Linked DNA regions of Homo sapiens: region 1 is linked to region 2. Evidence: chromatin loops called from intact Hi-C (ENCODE). Cell type or tissue: GM12878. All regions are shown on one strand.

What was found. A loop is a pair of places that touch in the nucleus more often than their neighbours do. Peaks named below come from ENCODE experiments on the same cell type or tissue, not always from the same donor. Only the 100,000 strongest peaks of a DNase experiment are listed, where the experiment ranks them.
Region 1: a loop joins it to region 2, with 2.6 times the contacts of the local background. A loop is called at or near these places in 2 of 110 quality-filtered maps.

The regions. Positions count from the first base shown.
Region 1 is chr6:166,327,611-166,335,610 of GRCh38, reverse strand. It overlaps SFT2D1 (SFT2 domain containing 1), which reads left to right. Exons shown (of 8, transcript NM_145169.3): 2 at 5,364-5,450; 3 at 6,022-6,104; 4 at 7,254-7,335. It also overlaps the pseudogene HNRNPA1P49. Among named protein-coding and RNA genes, the nearest start is that of SFT2D1, 11 kb to the left of the region's middle. RefSeq lists an enhancer at 1,942-1,991. In GM12878, a CTCF peak has its summit at 4,751; a DNase peak (open chromatin) is centred at 1,720; H3K4me3 peaks cover 2,337 bases; H3K27ac peaks cover 2,962 bases.
Region 2 is chr6:167,090,767-167,098,766 of GRCh38, reverse strand. No RefSeq gene overlaps it. Among named protein-coding and RNA genes, the nearest start is that of CCR6, 28 kb to the left of the region's middle. RefSeq lists enhancers at 3,222-3,301, 3,502-3,561, 4,892-5,261, 5,372-5,441, 6,327-6,386. In GM12878, no CTCF peak of the experiment used is centred here; DNase peaks (open chromatin) are centred at 3,336, 3,676 and 4,446; H3K4me3 peaks cover 4,689 bases; H3K27ac peaks cover 6,656 bases.

The DNA.
Region 1 (8,000 bases), 760 kb after region 2:
CATCGCCAAGGTCTGATTTTTCAAATTCAAAAAGTGCAACCTCAGGCATAAATGGGTTAAAATCTTCTGCCAGTGCCATGGCTACTGTTGCTACTGGAACCACCGTAGCCACCTTGGTTTTGTAAAGTAAAGTAAAATTTGGCAAAGTATTGTTCTCCACCACCATAAGGGCCAGAGCTTCTGCCTCCAAAGTTTCCTCCCTTTATGGGTCCAAAATTTGAAGGCTGATTGTTGTAATTGCCAAAATCATTGGAGCTTCTGCCACCTCCAGAATTGATTCCATCATTACCAAATCCATTACAGCCATCCCTGCTGCCACTGTATCCACCGCCACCGCTGTGGACAGCTGCCACCAAAGCCATCATGACCACTGAAATTTCCTCCATGACCGAAGTTGTCATTCCCACCAAAACCACCTCCACAACCACCACCAAAGTTTCCAGAAGCACTTCGACCTCTTTGGCTGGATAAAGCACTAGCCATCTCTTGCTTTCACAGGACTTCCCTAACTTCACAGTTTTGGCCATTCACAGTATGGTATTTCTGAGTGACAGTCTTGTCCACAGCGTCGTGGTTGTCAGAGGCACGAAGGCATAGCCCCTTTTCTTGGCACTACCTCTGTCAGTCATGATTTCAGTCACTTCAGTTTTTCCATACTGTTCAAGATCTCTTAGGCGATGTTCTTCAATGTCTTCTTTAATGCCGCCAGCAAATATCTTTTTCACAGTTGGGCACCTCGTCTTTGAGAATCTTCTCGAGACAGCCCTTTGGTTCCACAACTCTTCATCCACCTTGTGTGGCTTTGCATTCATGGCGCATCCACCTCCTTCACAGCGGCATACAGGACAAACCCAAAGCCCCAGAGTGCTTGGTGCTTGGATCTCATGACTACACAGTCCACGAGCGTTCCCCATCGCTCAGATTGGCTTCTCAGGTTCTCATCAGTTGTTTCAAAGCTCAGCCCTCCAGTGCCGAGATTCCACAGTCGGCCCTCCAGTGAGGAGCTTCCACAGCTGTTTAGGCTCTTTGGGAGACTCTGACTTACACTGGAGTGCAGTGGTGTGATCTCGGCTCACTGCAACCTCTGACTCCCGGGCTCAGGTGATCCTCCCACCTCGGCCTCCCAAGTAGCTGGCACTACATGTGTGTGCCCCCATACCTGGCTAATATTTGTATTTTTTGTAGAGATGGAGGACTCGCCATGTTGCCCAGGCAGGTCTTGAACTGGGTTCAAGCAATCCGCCTGCCTCAGCTTCCCAAAGTGCCAGGATTACAGGCGTGAGCCACAGTGCCTGGCCTATGGTATTTTTGGTGTAGCAGCCAGCACATAGATTTTTAACCAGGAGCTGGATCCCTTACCCAGCACTTAGAACAGGCACATAGCAGCACTCAGTATTTATTGAGCCAGTTAGTGGATGGATGGATGGATGGATGAATGGATGTATGAGTGTACAGAGGCTGGAAGGTGAAGTGAAGTAAGCTTTCTGTTTAAGATGGAAGGGACTTCATGTTTAAAAGTTGATGGATGCATTTTCAGAGAGTGAGAACATGTTCACTAGAGGAAAAAGCCCAATAGCATCAATTCCCTGAGCAGGTAAGGGGTTGGCTGTAAAGCAGGGTGGACAGGTGGATCTCAGCTCTGTGGGAACCAGGAAAGGACAAGAGCATGGGTGTTCTTAGTTGGTGTGTTTGGTGGTTTGGTGGTTTGGTGGCAGCAGGAAGGTAAGGGAGTTCACACTGATGGCTTTGGGTTTCTGTGTGTGAAGTAGGGGAAGTTGTCTGCTAAGAATGGAAGTGTGGGGCAGGAAGTGGAGGTTTGAAGTGGTTTAGAGTAAAATGGACGTTGAGATAAAGCAAGAAGCCTTAGATTGCCAGGCAGCAATGTGCAGGCCATGGGGGGCTGATGAGGACTGGCTCAGGACCCCCCTGCCCTGTGCCTGACTCCACCCAGCAGTGCTCAGCTCAGCACCTCCTGGAGCAGGAGGAGGGAAAGCTGCACTCCGGTGGGATTTTACCAGGTGGAGGCAGCGGAAAGGGAATTTGAATGTCCTGTTGAAGCCGCTGAAAAAACGGAGAAGGGCCGGATGAGGAGTTCAGGAGGCCAAGGAGTCAGCACGGTGGGGCCGAGGAACCAGCCTGCTGCCAGAAGAAACGGGTCGGAGAGCGGCAGCCGGAATTTTGGCGATGGTGTAATTTCGAGCAGGAAGACTGCCCTGGGCTGGGTCACTGAGTGGAGTGGAGGGGAAAGGCCAGTGGAGATCAGGGGATGCTGCACAGAAAGGCCAGGCTGCCCACGCACACGTGGAACCCGTGCCGCATGCTGCAAGGATCTGGATAGGCCCCGCGATCAAGAGTCCTGAATGAGAAGGAGAAAGTGTGGACCCCAGCAGCGGGTGTGGGGAGCGGGCGGTTCTGCCTGGAATGGGCCTGAGGGTCTGCGGATGTCTGTTTCTTTTTCTCACTTGTCTGCACAACTTTGACTTTTTATACCCACTGCTATTTTGAAAAAGGAGTGGGAGGAATACTGGATTCAGTGTCATCATTAGTGGAAAGCCACAAGTGTTTCCTATGTTTAGATGGCAGAAGCCCAGGGGCAAGGCTCAGGTCCTTCCAGCTGTGCTGTCTCCTGGCGATCCGTGGATTAGAGCTGTTCCTCAGCTTCTCCGTCACTTAAAGGGGTGGGTTTCGGCTGTGCTGTGGGAGCCACTCATTCAGCCTTCATGTTGTTGCTGCTAGGACTACATTTTCCTCTATTATGTTTCTCACCTGCTTTTGTAAAAAATTAATGAATGAAGTTCTAGTTGCAAGCAGTGCTGTGCTTACTGTGGCGGGAATAGGGGAGCAGCCCCTCCTCAAGGGCCTGTATTCTCTTGGCTTCCTCTTCCTCTGGTAGCAGATAAGTAAAATGATGGATGGTGGTTTTGGGAGAGGAAGAGGTGGCAATTTTATTTCTTTTCTAAGACTAAGAGATTAACAAAGTTGCTGGTTTTGGTGGGATTGCTCCTGATTGGTGGTAAAAGAAAGCAGCACATAAATGCTTATGATAAGCAGGCTGGGTGCAGTGGCTCGTGGCTCATGCCTGTAATCCAGCACTTTGGGAGACCGAGGCGGGTGATCACTTGAGGTCAGGAGTTTGAGACCAGCCTGGCCAACATAGTGAAACCCCGTTTCTACTAAAAATACAAAAAATTAGTCAGGCCTGGTGGCGTGGACCTGTAGTCCCAGCTAATTGGGAGACTGAGGTAGGAGAATCACTTGAACCTGGGAGGCGGAGGTTGCATTGAGCTGAGATGGCGCCTGAGCAACAGAGTGAGACTCTGTCTCAAAAAAATGCTTGTGATAAGCAGACGTCAGGGTTCCTTCTGTCTCCTAGTTGGAAGATGCACTGCCAGGTTTTCTTTCATGTTGAAGCATATCACAGTTTTCCCAATTAGGAGTCAGGAAATCTGTATAGTTGTTTCGTATCCTAGACAATTTGCAAGACTTGAGACAAATCATTTGCTTGTGGATTGAATATTCCATGTTTACAAGTGGAAATAATTTGTCCTGCTGTTTCGTTTTAAAGATCAATACACGGAAGATGGCAATAGGAGGAAAAAATACCTACTATTATACAAATAGCCGTGCTGTTTCCTTGCTGAGAGAAAAACTGGCTATTGAAAAGCAGCGATTGAACTTGTGAACAATGGGGTGATTTGAACTTGGAAAAGAAGGAAAAATGGATGCTTTTTCCTCTCACTAAATCCTCACAGCATTGTGGACTCACACGAACCTTTAGAAATCATTATTCTTTCCATTTTTAATTGACAAATAAAAGTTATATACATTTATTGTGTACAGCGTGATGTTTTGACCTATGTATACTTTGTGGGATGGTTAAATGAAGCTGATGGGCGTGTCTCCATTTTTTTTAACAGATCATTTACTATGTAATTCAGTCTTTGCAGTTTATTCTGGCCTGCGTAGTTAAAATATACTTAGTGTATATTCTTCCTGATCAGTAAGAATGAAATGTAGATGTTTTTATAGGCAATTTCACTCTTTGTTTAAAACCAAGTGTTTAGTTTTGCCATAAACAGATGACATTGCTGGAAACAAGAATGTGAATTAAAACTTAAAAAACATTTAAAATGTGTTAAAGAGTGATATATGTTTCATTACAGAATACTTAGTTATTTTTATCTGCTTTTCATGCTACATAAGGATTCACAGATTAATCTCTTGAGGTAAGGAATGTAACCAAATGTATTTTGAACTGTTGCATATAGAACTTTCTCTTATTTTTCATTATTCTTGAAAATATAAGCATGTAGTCTTATTTTTAAGTGGATGTGGTAGTATAAATTAGAAATTTAAGTTTTGGAATATAAATCCTTGCTGTATATTTCTAGTTTCTTGCACAGCTGCTGTTGATAGATACTTTTTTAGCCTTATTTGGAAAATATATTTTAATAGTATAATTAGTAATCTGAGTGTGTTTATTTCACCACTACTGTGTGCTGGGTTATCATACTGTACAAAGTAGACTTAGTAATTTCTACTTTTTTCCCCACATAATTTGGCTAGAATTTGCATGGTATATAGGAATGCTGTTGCTCTAGAATAAATGATCATTTCACAGTATGTTTTTACAGTGGTGGAGGAGGGGCCCAAAACTTTCATGGGTTGGACTGAAAGAGCTTAGAACGGGTACCGTCTGGTGCGTGCTGTGATCGTCTCTGCTGGGGCTGCTCAGGCTGCCTCCTGTAGGTGGCCAGCGTCCTCTACCCTCCATGGGGTGCAGTCACCCCACCCCACCCCTGGCCTGCAGCCAATGACCGGCCGAAGGGAGGTGGCGTGTGGAAGGCCAGCCTCTGCCTCCAGCAGGACTTGCACTGAGTGCGGATGCACTCGGATGCACTCAGACTCTGGCATCTAGGAGCCTGAGGAATTCGTCCTGCAGAGGCAGAGAGAACAGATAATGAACCTGTGTACTCTTTCCCAGCCTCTGCAGTTTCAGTGTTTTGCCTGGCCTGTTGCATCTGCCCCCTGTGTTTTTTTAATCTTTGTATATTTTATAATATATCTTATATGTCATTTTATCCATATCAGTGTATATCGGCTGTCCCTAACAGATAAGGACTTTTGTGAAACATATTATCAGACTTTGCAAAATTAATGGTTATTCCTCAGCATCATCTGCTACCCAGACCATGGTCATATTACCCTTAACAACCGTGGAATCTTAGTATTCTTGAATGACACTGTGATATGCAAAATAAATGATTCAGACTATGTGTTAAAACTTTGCTTTAATTTAGTATAAAGAATCAGATTGGTAGTGAATTAAGACTATATTCTAAATTTTCCCATTTTTTATTAAGGTCCTGGATGCCTCATCCCTTAGTTTCAACACCAGATTGAAATGGTTTGCCATCTGCTTCGTATGTGGCGTTTTCTTTTCTATTCTTGTGAGTTAAGGCTTTATATTGTTTAATAATTTTTATTTTGTATTAGACTAATAATTCCATTTAGTACCAAAAACTAATGTCCTTTACTAAATCCCTGTTAGACCATTTTGGTGGAAGGTATTTATTAAACTAAAATAAAGGGGTAGAGATCAATGAAAATACGTAGAAATTAGTATTTTGGGGAGTTTTGTGGATAGTTGAAATAATTTAAGAAAAATGTATCAATGTGTTAAAAGATCTGGAGAGTCAGTAATTTAGATGTTTATTACCTTTTCATACTTGGTATTTAGCATGAAAATTTAACTTAAATAGACTGAGATTTACTGGTAAGCACAAAGTTTTGTTATGGCTCATTTATATATGCTAGTGCAAATAGGAAGAAGATTCAAGTTAGTGTATAACATTGAAAATTAACTATTTTTTCTGTGTAATCAGACTAGACTGTCTACAAGCAGATTTGTATTTAAACATATTACATAATATTGGTATTGTATTACTGCAGTAGCACGTTTATATTTTAACCATTAAAATCATAAAATTATTTTAAAATAACTATAATATCTTAACTTAGGGAACTGGATTGCTGTGGCTTCCGGGCGGCATAAAGCTTTTTGCAGTGTTTTATACCCTCGGCAATCTTGCTGCGTTAGCCAGGTACGTTTGGCTTCTCAAAATATCTTGTTTGCTCTTGCTACCAAATTTACCTTTCTAATAAGCACTTTCCCAGTAGGATGTTTATGTAGTTCTGTACATACTGTGAATTCAGCCACAGGATTTACATTCATTAAATAAATATGTATTGACTGCTGCTGTATGCCGTCTCCCATAACAGACGGTATTAGTGCTAGGAATAGCCAGCCTTTGTGGGGCACTTAATGTGTGTCTGGGACTGTTCTAAGTGTTTTGTATGTATTATGACGAGCTTGTGAGGTAGGCAGTATTATCATCCCCGTTTATAACTGGAGATAATAGCACAGAGCAGGGGAGTCAGTGCTGCCCATGGCGATGAACCTAAATCATGGCTGAGGTGGGAATCCTGCAGGCAGTGGGAATCCGGAGGTGGGATCCCACCATGGCTGAGGTGGGAATCCGGAGCCCAGGCTTGGAGCTGCTGCACTCTAGGCTTTGTTCTTGTGGAGCTTACATTTTAATGAAGAAGATGTTCACATGATAAGCCAGAAAAAGATGGGATGGCATTGGTGCTGTGCAGAGAATTAAAACAGGGTGTGGCAGTAGTGACAGAGGGCTACTTTATATTGGGAGTATGAGAATCCCTCTTTGAGAATCTTTGTCGCATCTTTGGGTTGTTGTTTGTCTTAGCCCTTTTTATGCTGCAGTAACAGAATACTGTAGACTGGGCGACTTAGGAAGAATAGAAATTTTTCTCACAGTTGGAGGCCTGAAGTCCAAGGTTAAGGCACATCCATCCTGCTGATAGATGCATCCCCCAAGGGGAAGATCCCTGTGTCCTCCCAGGGCAGAAGAGGAAAGAGCAACCCCCAGGCAGCCTCTCCTCCAAGGGCCTTTGATCCCTTTCAAAGGGAGGAGTTCTCACAGCCTAGTCCGGTCTTCATACTAACACACTGAAGACACTTACATTTTGGAGAAGACACCTTCACACCATAGCATGTCTATTGGTATAGTTGTAAAGTTTCTTTATAAAGTTAAGGAAAAAAAAAATTTTAGTGAGAGATTTTAATTAAATAAAGCAACAGGGCTTCTTTTTTAAAAAAGTAGTTTATTTTTGCATAACCAGATAAATTAGTAGACCTGTACCTCAGTCACTTTATTTGTTTCAAATAGTACATGCTTTTTAATGGGACCTGTGAAGCAACTGAAGAAAATGTTTGAAGCAACAAGATTGCTTGCAACAATTGTTATGCTTGTAAGTAAATAATACATTTTTAAAACTTTTATTGAAGTATTCTTTGCACTGTTATTTTACGAATAATTGCCTGTTATGTATGTATACTTCTTTTTTTATTTTTATTTTTTTTTATTATTATACTTTAAGTTTCAGGGTTGTATGTATACTTCTTGTGTTGAATATAATAATTATATCCGGCCGGGCACGGTGGCTCACGTCTGTAATCCCAGCACTTTGGGGGGCCAAGGTGGGCGGATCACCTGATGGCAGGAGTTCAAGACCAGCCTGACCAATATAATGAAACCCCGTCTCTACTAAAAATACAAAAATTAGCCCGGTGAGGTGGCATGCACCTGTAATCCCAGCTACTTGGGAGGCTGAGACAGAATCACTTGAACCTGGGAGGTGGAGGTTGCAGTGAGCCAAGATCACACCATTGCACTCCAGACTGGCCAACAAGAGTGAAGCTCCATCTAAAAACCAAAAAAAAAATATATCCTATGTGGTTATAGAGTTCAGATGGTACAGTATTGTCTAAGACTACTGGCTGGGTAAAGCCTGCTTCTGCTGCGTATATGGCATGGTGTAGCTGCGTATTTAAATGGAGCCTAGAGCTGAGTGTGCTTTCATTTTTAAGCCCTGCTGATGGTTTCATGAGGGATTGTTAGTTTGTACCCTTTAGA
Region 2 (8,000 bases):
GCCTGGAGACTGGAATAAGGATGTTAGACTTGGGCTTTAGAAAGCAGGTACTTTGACCTGGGGACAGGGGCACTTCCATCATAAGAAACTTACTTCAAATTGTTAGAATAACGTGCCCCACACATCCACACCCAGATCGGTCCTGGGAAGCTTTCCCGGGCCTTGAGGAGCAGCGCAGCAGGAGTAAGGTCCAGGGTGGAGCGCTGAAGGATGCAGAGGCGTTTGCCACACAGGTGAGAGTCAGAGAGCACTCCAGGCCTGAGGGACTGTGTGACTCAGCCTGAGGCCAGGGAACCAGGTGCGGGAGAGAGAGCAGGGCTCCCCGATTATGACCTCCGGGCATCCACAGGACCCCACGTTTGTGCAGGGCACACTGGGGTTAGCGGGGGTGGTCTGGGCACCTAGAAGAGGCTTGGTGGAAAAAAATTGTTGCATTTCCTGTGTATAGGCGGAAGAATTATATATGAGAAAAGTAAAACAGGAGGTATCAGGGAAGGTATTGAACTGAATCAAACTTGCAAGCGGAATCTCTTCACTTTTTAAGTAGAAAACTGAGCTTGCATCCATGAACGTAGCTTTTTATATCTGGTATTAGGCTGGGAGTGGCTCTGTGGAATCCCCTTGATGAAGACATCTCCCTGTGTCGGAGCGCCGGCTCCAGCACCCGGAAGGACCCGAGAAGGCGGAAAGGCACCCTTGGAGCCCAAGACGACAGCCGCCCTGAGCTCCAAAAGGAAAGCTGTGAAGAAACCCAGGCGGCCATGACTCGACATCAGGAAACACTTCAGGCCACGCTGTCTAATGAACACCCTGTGGGCATTTAGAAGTAAACGGGACAAGCACTTCGCGTGCATCGGCCCCAGCCAGCCTTGGTTCGGTTCTGGCTGGGCCTTGAGCGCTGGGCTCGGGCAGCTCCACCTCCCGCAGATCTGGACTTCAGCAAAGCATCTCGCAGATTCCTTTAAAATCTCCTGAGAGGCCGGGCGCGATGGCTCATGCCTGTAATCCCAGTACTTTGGGAGGTCGAGGTGGGCAGATCACCTGAGGTCAGGAGTTCAAGACCAGCCTGGCCACCATGGCAAAACCCCCTCTCTACTAAAAATACAAAAATTAGCCAGGTGCAGTGGCAGCCACCTGTAATCCCAGCTTCTCGGGAGACTGAGGCAGGAGAATCGTTTGAACCCAGGAGGCGGAGGTTGCAGTGAGCCAAGATCGCACCATTGCACTCCAGCCCGAGTGACAAGAGTGAAACTCTGTCTCAAAAAAAGCAGAAAATAAATAAATAAAATCCCCTGAGATAAAATGGCAAATGTAGGCCGAATGACCCTGCTGCTTAGGTAGATTCCTTGCTGATTGAGTCACTTTGTACCACCAGGAATGGGAAGTGATATTTTTGGTGTGAAAAGAATTGATTAATGAAATGCTACATGATCGTGCCATTGGCCTTGTGCTGGTCAGAATTATTTTAAATCAATGAGTTGCATGCAAAAGGGAAAGATGATTATCAAACCTGCTGAATTCTAAGATCTGTGATGGACAACAGATGCTACAGATAGTGCTCAAGGTTCCATATTATCTCATGTGGTTGGAATTCTGAGCTGAAAACAATAAAATATGAAGATAAGGAAATTAGAAACATGTAGGTTTCCAGGGCTCTGTCTGGGACGCTGCTGTCCAGCAGGGATGTAACGTGAGCCACGTATGTCATTTTAATTTTTTAGCAGCCACATTCAAAAAAGCAAACCGAGGCCGGGCGCAGTGGTTCACACATGTAATCCCAGCAGTTTGGGAGGCCAAGGCAGGTGGATCACCTGAGGTCAGGAGTTTGAGACCAGCCTGGCCAACATGGAGAAACCCCATCTCTACTAAAAATACAAAATTAGCCGGGTGTGGTGGCGCATGCCTGTAATCCCAGCTATTTGGGAGGCTGAAGCAGGAGAATCTCTTGAACTCGGGAGATGGAGGTTGCAGCCTCCGCACTCCATCCTGGGCAACAGAGCAAGACTCCATCTCAAAACAAACAAACAAACAAACAAAACAAAGCAAACTGAAATTATTAATTTTCCAAATATTTTTATTTTAACTTGATATATCTAAAATATAATACATTCAACATGTAATCAATAAAAATTGTCAGTGAGATCGTTTAGATTTTTGTAGAAAGTCTTCAAAATCAGGTGTGTAGTTTATATTTATAGCACATCTCACTTCAGACTAACATGCTTCAAGCACTCTGTAGTCACACATGACTGGTGGCTACCATGTTGGATGGCACAGGTAGGGAAATTGGTATACATAAAAGTGATCAGACGAAGGTCATAGGTCACAAGTCTGATATAAGTCCCTGTCACAGATAATCCAGTCTTGGGCAGTGCTAGTAGTAGGGTGTATGAATTATCTATTGCCAAAACAACACTGCCCGAGAAACAACCCTAAAACCTCAGTGACACACAGTGATAACCATTCAACATTGCCCCCAAGTCTCCAGGGTGGTCCTAGGGCCACTATGACCTGGCCCAGCACACTCCCTGTCTGGTCAATCGGTCAGCCAGTGCAGGCTGGTCCAGAATGGCCTTGACAGGAACAACTCTTGTACCTCTTGTGCTCTGTCACCCTCATGCAGGCCAGCCCCAGCCTGCTGTCATGATGGAAGCTGGTTTCCAGCAGGGACCTGGTGGCACAGACTGGAACTGGCACAGCCTCACTTTGCTCACATTCCACTGGTCAAAGCAAGTCTCAGGCCAAGGCAGACTTGGGTGGGGAAGCAGACCCTCCACCTGCAATGGGAGGAGCTGTGGACCACATCCCAGAGGATGGGAGTGCCAGGAACCTATGCATGGGGGCCATCGGCACCATCAATCCACCTTAGCTGGTATTCCAGACGTGGACAGCAACAGGCCCACAGATTGCTATGCTCATCAGTAGAGAAATGGATCATTTCTTCCAGACCTGGACACCCTATCTTAGAAGTGATGTGAGTTGCGTTCAGAAACGCAACCTGAACGGTCACACATTGGGGACCATGCCTTTCCACAGCCACACATCGGGGGCCACACCCCTCTATAAAGAATTATAGCAAGTGAGTGTGTTTAGTCCCAAAATGAGAAAATTAGGGGGCAACATGAGAGCTACCTTCAAATTTTAAAGAGCTACTGTGTGGAAGAAAACAGTCTTGTTCTCAGTTCCCCTAATATTTTCTGAGGGCTCATTATATACTGTACCAGGAACTATGCTAGGTGCAGAGACAAAAGTAGAATAAGGGAAGTTTCCGTAGATACCAGCTCATCCAAAGAAGGACTTTCTAACACATGAATAAGTCACTACTATCCAATAATTCACTTGCCACAGGAGAGCTCTGAAACTGAAACTACTCAAGCAGCTGCATTGTCAAGGGAATTTCTTGCCCAGTTGTTGGTCACTGATCTACCTTCTAAGGGGTCTTCCAAATCTCAATGCTATAAGCTGGCCTTACGTGTGCCTGTTTGGCTTGTGGGGATATAATGTATCATACTTTACATGTACAGACACATCTAATATCTAATAGAGATATATCTAATCAGATATAACAACCTCAAGCAAACCCCAAGTTGCTAGGTGCTTAGTAAATTATTTTGTTACACTGAAGGCTGAAAAAGCACAGAATGATTAAATGACTCAAGATCACGTGAGACAATGGGATAAACTGGAACTGAAACAGACTGTGGGGTGCTGGTCTACGCAGTTCACAAAGCCCCCATTGCTGACTAACCACAAGCCCAGAGGGAAGGCACATAGACTACTGTGCCCCTGCTACTGGTTAGGTTTTTCTTTTACACAGAGAAATAATTTGACTTTATCTAGGCTGCTACAAAGCCAATTGTTAACAGAACTAGGATTAGAATTCAGAAGTACTAGGTGTCAGGTTTCTGTACAAAGAGCAATAGTATTCCACTGAAGCACTTCTGTTTCCCTACAAATACAACCTATCTGTGACTGTGAAACCTCAAGGAATTTGTATTGAGAACCGCTGGCGCGAAGCGGGTGATAACGATAAGAACAGGCATTGTGCACAGCTAGAGGAGCCGTCTGTGGAATGCCGATGGTCGTCTCTTGGTAGAAATAGTAAGAAACCTTAGAACTGATCTTCTTCATTCTGGAAGGCATGGAAACAGAGAACAAGCTGGCCACTGCAGAAAGTTGTAAGACCTTTCGAGGCTGGCTCGACTGCAGCTGCGTTTTGCTTGGCTGTGAGTTTGCAGAACTTTGAGGCTTTCGGGGGAAGGTAGCTAAATCTGTATCAGGGCCAAGGGCACCCCTGGGAAAATTAAGAAACACCTTCTCTTTTGAGGTTTAACTCGACTAAAACCTCTCTGATGATTAGGATGGCCTCAACGGAAGCCCACTGGCCAAAAGAACATCGATAGTTCCCAGGGGAAATAAGTCGTGAGGGAAGGAAGGGTCAACAGGAAACCAGGACTCAGGATCCTGGGCAGAGTCGGCTGGTTTCAGCACCGTCTGAGGCTCATCAGGAAGCTCCTCTCTCACCGACCGTGGCTCTCAGCACTCAGGGAGCGCCACTGAGCATGCGTGAGAACAGCCGCCCTCAGCTCGCGGGGGTGTCAGCTTCCTTTGAAAACCCCCTCGGGTCTGTGTGCACAAGGCTCTGAACTAACCCTAGTGGGTCACCACGCAGGGCCCCTTCTCAGCGCCTGCTCTCCGCTCCACGTGAGGGAAGCAAGGGCAGCGGAGAACGCGTCCCACGCAGTCAAGCCAGGGATGGGCCTCGGGCTTCCTTTCTCTGTCCACGATGCCTCTGGAAGCAGGATACGGCCCTCGAGGCGGGCTCCTGGGATTCCTGGGAACACGGGAGGGTGAGCTATGAGCAGGCCGGGGCAGGGCAATCATGGAGACTGGACTTTTGCTCATATGGGCAGAAGAGTGATCAGGAAATTATTCTGAATGTGAAAAGACATGGCCAGCGTGTGACCGGCAGATGTGTATCCTCCAGTGCTCTGGGAGAACGCAGCCCCGGCTGGTAGCCCGGGCCCGTTTCTGTGAGGTCAACACTCACACCACGGCCAATGTCAGGCAAACAACCCGGTGTCACCGAAGCAGGGTTGGTAAGAGAAGCACAGCCTGCCCCAGCTGATCGCAGCGCAGCCCAGGAGGCGAGGCCACCGCCCAGAGGATTCTGGAAACAGCTCGCCGGGGCGAAGACGCAGGCACAGACAGTGCCTTCCGTAGGGTTCCAAGTATGCAAAACCCTAGGGGAAGCCTCTTCTATTTAGTCACAGAAAACAGGTGAGCAGTTGCCTGGAGCAGGGAGAGACGGGGAGGGATTGACAGGAAGGGAGCTCAGGGAAGCTGGTGGGAGTAGAAAGTTCTAGATCTTGATTGGGGTTGCAGTTACACTGGAACACAGTCGTTGTCAAAACTCACTGAAGTGGACCCTGAGAATGGATGCATTTTGCTGTATGTAAGTTATCCCAATAAAGCTGATATTTAAAAATATGTAACACCCCTCCAAGCCAATGCTGATATTGTAAGGATGATTTTCAGTACTGGGCACCGAGCTTCAGTACTGGGCACCGAGCTTCAGTACTGGGCACCGAGCTTCAGTACTGGGCACCAGGGTAGGAGTGAGGTTCCCTGATTTTCAGTCTTTACGGAGCTTTTACCCAGAGAGCTGCAGAGGCAGCACTGGCCAGAATTACTTTGGAACGCACCGTCTGTTTCTTCCTTGTTGCTTTTCACTGGTTAGTAAGAAGATTCACGAAGCTCCTCTGCCTGGCCACCTCCCCCCAACATCAACACACACTGGCACAGGTTCTGGAGGGCATCATTCAGACCCATGCTGTAAACACCCTTTACAGGCTGAGCCCTGAGTCCGTTTCCTCAGCAAAGTACCACAAACAATGTGGTTTAAAACAACGGAAACCTACTTCCTCACTCTTCGGGGGCCAGAGGTCCGAAATCGAGGTGCTGTCAGGGGTGGCTCCATTTGGAGGCTGTGCAGGGAACCGTCCCCAGCCTCGCTTCCCATTTCCGGTGGGGTCTGCAGTTCCTGGTGCCCCTTGACTTGTGAATGCATCACTCCAATCTATGCCTCCGTCTTCACAAACCCTCCGTCTCTGCGTTCTCTCCTGTTTTCATAAGGCCTGCCCTGAATGCAAGATAATTTCACTTTGAGTCCCATAACTAATTGCAACTGCAAAGGCTCTATTTCCAAATAATATAAAATAATATTCCAAATAATATTCTGCGTGAACATGAATTTTGGGAAGACACTATCCAGTTAATAATCATATTAACCGACTCCACTCCTACACGCTGTCTTCAGCCTAGAGCCTCCTGTGGAACTCCAGACGCCGACCCCCACTCAGAGTATTCAGAAGAGTCTCAGATCTGAAGCCAAACTCAATTTCACTCCCCAGACCTGTTCCTCCGACATGTGCTATCATCAAAGCAACAGTCAGTCCTTCCAACTGCTCAGGCCCCAAACCTTGCAGTCGTGCTTGGATTCTTTCTCCACATCAAATACGTCAGCAAAATCAGCAAATGTTCCTGGCCATCTCCAGGATGTATTAATAGTGTATATCCCACATTCATAGCCAGTCATTCCCACTCCTTCCTGCCCCAAACTTTTGCCCTCCAGAGAAGGCAAAGCTTTAGCATGATTCAAATCATGTCTGGATTCTGTTCTGAGCTCCCCAGGGCACCCCACATGCGCCAGGATAATGCCCTGTGTCCTCCCATGACTTAGAGGCCCCGTGGAGCCCTCGCCCTTGCCCTGCTCTCCTCCCGCTGCCCTGTGTCCTTCCCAGCTCTGTTGTTTATGCCAGTTGCCCCGGCAATCACACTGTGTCTGGGATCTGTCCAGCCGGTCCCTGCTCTAGGGCCCTGGTCCTTGCTGCTTCTCTCCCAGGTTGCTCTCCAGACAACCACACTGTCGGCCCCTTGGGTGTCTCAGTTCAAGCTTCCCTGACTACCCAGCTTAAAAGAGCTTCCCGATCCCAACTCCCTTCCTGGCTCTGATGCTGCTTCCTTTTCTCCTGGGCACTGGTCCCCTCCTGGCACGTTGTCGCTTGGATGTAAGGCCCCATAGAGAAGGCGCTTAGCCTGCATTCCTGCCTACCCAGGGTCTAGCGCAGACAGCAGGCGCTCAAGAAAGAGTTGCTGAGTGAGCGTGTGAATGAAGACTTGATGACTGACATACAAAATTAAAGAATCTGGGGTTTTTTAAAAGCTTATCTCATTTTTTGCAACAATCTTTAGACCTGATCTTCGATCAGCCTTTAGCTGATGTATAGATAGGGTGAGGTTGCCACAATCTGGGGTAGATCAGCTTTGTGACTTGTCATCTAAAAAGGGGAAGAGGTTTAACTTGAAAGAGAAAAAAAAAACAGTAGACGACCTTTATGTGGAACAGTTACGCGAAGCCTCATCGGTGGCCAGGCAACTTCCTTTCCAACTTCTTCTTACTCGGGACCCTCTGCCCATGTTTACATCTTGCCAAAGACCATGGAAACTGGTAAACATCTTGCCAAATAAAGCTGTTTAGACTGACTGAACATGCAAAGACGCCCTCTGTCCCTTGGACAACTACAGGTCAGGGAAATGAATGGAAGTCACATGAGACTCTACTCTTTCAAATTCCCTTTTAAAGTGGAAATTCCCTCGCTTGGTTATAGTATTAAAGGGAACAAGCCTAAGAAGTGGAATTACAGGAAAAATGGGCACGTGAGGATATGAGAGTATAGATGGTGTACGCTCATAGATGGTACAGAGTAGATGGGCATCATTTGGATAGAGAAACACAAAACACTCTTTGCTGAACTTGAAGATGATATTGCTGGTTAAGAGCACAGACTTGGGAATTATATCAGCATTTGAATCTCGACTCTTGACCCTACTACTTCCTAATGGGGTGATGTGTGTAAAGTTGTTAATCTTTCTGAGCCCTACCTGCCTCATGTGTGGTATATAGAGATGCAGGCACCTCAAAGGCCTGAGTCTGACAC